Regions from separate parts of the Homo sapiens genome. Here region 1 is linked to region 2. A link is a loop called in an ENCODE intact Hi-C map of the cell type or tissue named here. Cell type or tissue: sigmoid colon. All regions are shown on one strand. Region 1 overlaps BTC (betacellulin). Region 2 has its middle 100 kb from the start of BTC.

What was found. Peaks named below come from ENCODE experiments on the same cell type or tissue, not always from the same donor. Only the 100,000 strongest peaks of a DNase experiment are listed, where the experiment ranks them.
Region 1: it touches region 2 in a loop (2.9-fold over the local background); 2 of 110 quality-filtered maps call a loop at or near these places.

Annotation. Positions count from the first base shown.
Region 1 is chr4:74,754,223-74,756,722 of GRCh38, forward strand. BTC (betacellulin) reads right to left here. Exons shown (of 6, transcript NM_001729.4): 3 at 1,637-1,754. Among named protein-coding and RNA genes, the nearest start is that of BTC, 39 kb to the right of the region's middle. RefSeq lists a silencer at 223-282. In sigmoid colon, no CTCF peak of the experiment used is centred here; a DNase peak (open chromatin) is centred at 1,499; H3K27ac peaks cover 349 bases.
Region 2 is chr4:74,691,798-74,694,297 of GRCh38, forward strand. No RefSeq gene overlaps it. Among named protein-coding and RNA genes, the nearest start is that of BTC, 100 kb to the right of the region's middle. In sigmoid colon, no CTCF peak of the experiment used is centred here; a DNase peak (open chromatin) is centred at 1,284.

The DNA.
Region 1 (2,500 bases), 62 kb after region 2:
GTATAGCATTAGATGGACTGTAATAGGGGCACTATTTGTTCAAGCATCAGTCATTTCTTGTGCACCTAGTAAATTCTGAGGACTGTGTTTGACACTGAAATACAAAAATGAATAAGCCATGAGCCCTGCCCTCTAGGAGCTCACTGTCACAGAAGGCACATTTAAAGAAACCACCAGTTATGCTCCAGTGGATAAGAGCTTTCATAGAGGTGTGGCTAGATCACAGGGGAAGGACATCTAACTCAGACCTGAGTGTATGCCTGAGAAGGAGGAAGTCAGTGAAGGGGTCCACAAGGAGATGATGAGTGCAGTGCATCTTAAACCATAGCAAGAATAAGCTTTCTGGGCTACAAGAAGAGCTTATATAATAAATCATGAAATGAAATGTAGAATTTTAGAAAAGCACTTAGGAATATGGTGAGATACAGCTAGAAAATTAAGCCAGGATCAGATGATCTATGAAGGCTAAGAAAACGAGTTTAAATTTTACATTGAAGGGAACAATCTATGTGTTGATCTTAGGCAGGTAGATTACACACTGTGGTTTTCATTTTAGAGGGCAGCAATATCTAAGAACAATAAATCTGCAGACATAGGAACCAATTAGGGAAATGTATTGGGTTAAAGATCATTAATATTTTTAAAATTCAATATGTGCTTCCAAGCCAGGGAGCAATTAAATGAATTTTTTTAAAAAATTAGATCTATCCCTCTCAACACACACACACACACACACACACACACTCACACACACACATTTCCTTATTTTCTTACATTAGCAATTGTTATCTGCCTCCATGTATTATCCACGCATATTTCCTTTTTAAATTAAATATATTTAAGTTTTTAAAAAGTTCATGACCCTTAAAGTTTCCACAAAATTAGGATTTGGAATCATTTTTCTGAGATACTTATGGAAAGAAAACTTATATACTGGGGCAACTGTGCAGAAGAACATAAACATTCTATGAACTTTAAGTCAAAATTGCACTTGAAGAATCTCCTCCCACTTCTCTAAGGAAAGGTCCCAGGAAGCACATTAGTGGGATATCTTTTTAGAAGAAAACACATATTTAAAAGATGCAAAAAGAAATTTGTGTATGCCTGAGTAAAATTGAGCTAGGCTCAAATACAAAGAGTTGAAAAGAAAACTTTTCTCCCAATTCCCCACTATACTAAACAGGCTTCGCTAATCTCTTATTTATAAATAGGACTAATTCCTTCTACTTAAGTGACTCCTACAAAAGTAGCTCTTAATTTGGCAGGAATTTCCTCGTATTTACACTAACTATAAACCACCAAACACTTGCCAGAATAATTCATTTCCATTTGAACCACCCAGGAGATTATTTGAGCCAAAAAGAATCAGTTCTGCTTGCGCAAGAAATCAGAGGACACTGCCCAGCCCAGAAGTGGAGCTGGACTCTCACATACTCATGTTTCAGGAGGAAAGTGTGCGTCAGTTTCTCCATAAGTAGTTGCTGAGTGGGCCCCTAAACAAGTGGCTGGGGGCAGGACCAGGCAGAACTGTGTTCGGACAGATGGCATGGTTAGCTCACACTTTCCAGTCCTGGCAAGACCCAGGCGGGCACCATTCTGCACCCTTTTGCTTGCTGGCTGAGGACACTCCACTTACACACAGGAGGGCGTCTGCTCGGCCACCACGAAGCGGCATCTCCCTTTGATGCAGTAATGCTTGTATTGCTTGGGGCACCTAGAGAAGTGGCCTTTCCGCTTTGATTGTGTGGTGGTAGCTGGAAAATGAGAAAAAGTTCAATAAATCAACTCTCTTTAAATATTCACTTGTAAATAGAATCATATTCTTATCTTGCTGCCAGTTTCTCTGTAGAATATGTTTGAATCTCTCATTTTTCTTTCTCTCTGCACTGGGATAAAAGTCAGACTTTTGTGACTCCAAAATAGCTCTAGACATTGGACAATGGGGATTATGGTCAGAATGTTTCCTACTTTAATTAAGATTTGACTTCAACCTACCTTTCAGAAACTTTAGTGTCATTTAAAGGGTAAAACACAAGTATAATAAGAGAGAAGGCTTTCATTCCATGAAAGTTATCAGAGCCACACTAGAGAAGAGAGGTTTTTTGTTTGGTTGGTTTTGGGGTTTGGTTTTGGTTGTTTAACTTAAACATTTACATAGTATTTCCTGAGTGCTAGATGCTGGTCTGTTTGCTTCTTGTATATTATTCATTTAATGTTCATAATAGCCTTGTGAGGTAAGAACCACTCCAATCTCCAATTTACGGATGCACAAAGCACGATACATGGAGGCTAAGTCACCTTCCAAGATCACACAGATAGAAAGTGGAAAAACTGGGACTCAAACCCAGGCAGTCTGCCACTGAGTCCACGTTCTTGACTGCCACATACACTCTGGCATTTGTTGAGCCAGCTGCTCACCAGGTGTCTGTCACCGACTCTCAGCCTGATGCATCCACAAGTCACACCTGCCTCCGTGGGCAATTGTGTCTCTCATTTGGCC
Region 2 (2,500 bases):
AAGGGAAGGTCTTTAGGAAACTCAGAGATTATGCTATGACAAGGGAAAGGACCAATCCACCTTGCCCTCTCTGTCCTCTTAACCCTGAAGCCCTGTTGCCTTAGTGAGGACAGGAGAGATGCCTGGGTGGTAGGGGAGATGTAAGGGAATCATTTGGAGAGGAGCAGAGGCAGCACCAGGAAGCCCCCCTGCTGGCAGCTCAGGACATGAGATCTGTGGAGACCAAGCACCTGCAGACTTCTGGTTCCTCAGGAAAGAACGAAACCTGTTTTCTCCTTGCCTTGTGGTATGAGCCTGCCCTGGTCAGTTGCCTACATGATGCCTGTGCATTATCCAGCAGAACCCAAGACTTTGTTGAAGTTTATTCAAACTACCCTATATGGATACCATCATCCTGTTTTCAACAGCACATGAAACATGAAGCAAAACAAAGGTTGGGGCCCTCGATACCTAAATAAATTGTAGGAGTGTAAGAATGAAAGCCCAGCATAAGTACCCAAGTGGAACTGGACATATACATATATATGCTACATATATGTTACATGTGCATGCATACATACACAAGCACACTCTCATGAACACATACACCTTCTTTATTTAGACATAGAGTAGAGATACATACCATTTGTTCATTGGTATTCACTAAGGATTTGCTGCAGGACTCCCCAAGGATACCAAAATCTACAGATGTTCAAGTCCTTTATGTAAAGTAGTGTAGTATTTGTGTATAACCTACACACATCCTCTCACACACTTTAAAGCATCTCTAGATTACCTATAATACCTACTACAATGTAAATGCTACATAAAGAGTTGTTACAGCATATTATTTAGGGAATAATGGCAAGAAAAATTCTGTACATGTTTAGTACAGACTCAACCATCTATTTTATGGTCAATATTTTCCATCCATGGTTGGTTGAATCCATGCAGAACCCACAGATATGAAGGGATGACTGCATATTCATTTTTTTCTTTATTTTAAGCAAGGAAACTTTAAAACAATATTGCAGCCATTTATTATTTGGATGAGGGTAGGGATGGACCTGGCAGCTGGAAGCTAATGTTCTTTCTATACTACACTCTGATCCTAAAAAGTCCTGTGGCAGGGACTTCCCAAGATGGACAAAAATCCACATCCTTTAGAAACACATTTAACTAAATTACTTATAATTGTAGTCTTTAAGGCTGAGTCTTACAATAGACTACACACCAAACCTTTTAAGGACTAGGAAGGCTCCTGGCAACAGTGAGGCCCACTGCACCAGATGCCAGGATTCAGGCAGCAAACCCGGTCGTGGGGCCAGGAGCAGCTGCTGTAGCAGCCAATTAAAATGGATTCTCCTGAAGAAAAGAACTTTCACGGGAGAGATGGGAACTTCATGAGCAATAAAAGCAAACCCCGTGGCTGTTTCTACTTTTGTTAACCATGGGCTAAAAATACCAAATGAACATCAACAAACCCACACACTTCATCCATCTCTGTCCTCAGAGGAATGCCAGCAAATCTGCCTCCCTTCCAGGGAAATGTCTGACCAGAGAAGGCAGAACTTCAGAGAGCCAAGAGGAGGAAGAAGAAACTTGGAAATCAGCTGTGGACAAAGCTTTTCCACAGAGAAAAGATTTCACCAAGAATTATTATAAAATGAGTTTTTAGGCATTAATCTACTAACACTTATGAAATATGAGTATTTGAAAAGGAGTGTCTGGAGCACCTCTCCATCAAAAATAGAAGAAAATTTGTGAGCAATTTTGGAAGCATTTTACATCCACATCTTACCACTCGCCACGTGAAACAATTACTTTTTTGGGCACTCACAAACTACATATAGCGAGAGATAGTAGGAGCTTCACAAGAGTTGGAGTACCTAAGAGACTCCAAAGACACAGTAGGCAAATGCTAGTCATCCATCCTTAAGATGTTTTTCAGTGTTTACAACATGCAGTGCATTCCTTCAGTAACTATCTGTATTGTTCTTTCCTGCTCCAAAAGGGAGGCCTTAACATAAACAGCTGATGATAATACTAACAAATGAGCCCAGTAACAGACATTTATCCCCAGTGTAATCTAAGAGCAGAAGGTGTAATTAATTCTGCAGGGGGCAGAATTTGGAGAGGAGGTGTCAGGTAAAGCTTCCTTGTAAACATTGGTTTCTTTTGCAGAAAAATCCAGGGCTCTTTATTTCTGCCTGATATGAAACTCTTGACGAATTGTCCTCACCTTTTATATATCCAGCTTATGTCTTGTTTTGTTAATTCCCATATACACCAGGCTACTTACCTTCCCGATTTAATAGATAAGCACCATGAATGTTCTCAACCCATCAAGGCTCAGCTTATTTAACCATTACCCCCTTCCCAGGACTATTCCTGTGATTAAACCAAATGTGAGCATTAGTAAATACTCCTACATTGTATTTAAAGACGTATCCCAGTGTCAGGGATGCACATGGCTGCCAAGCACTTCACCCTGTGAGAATTGCCTTTTTTAACATATAAA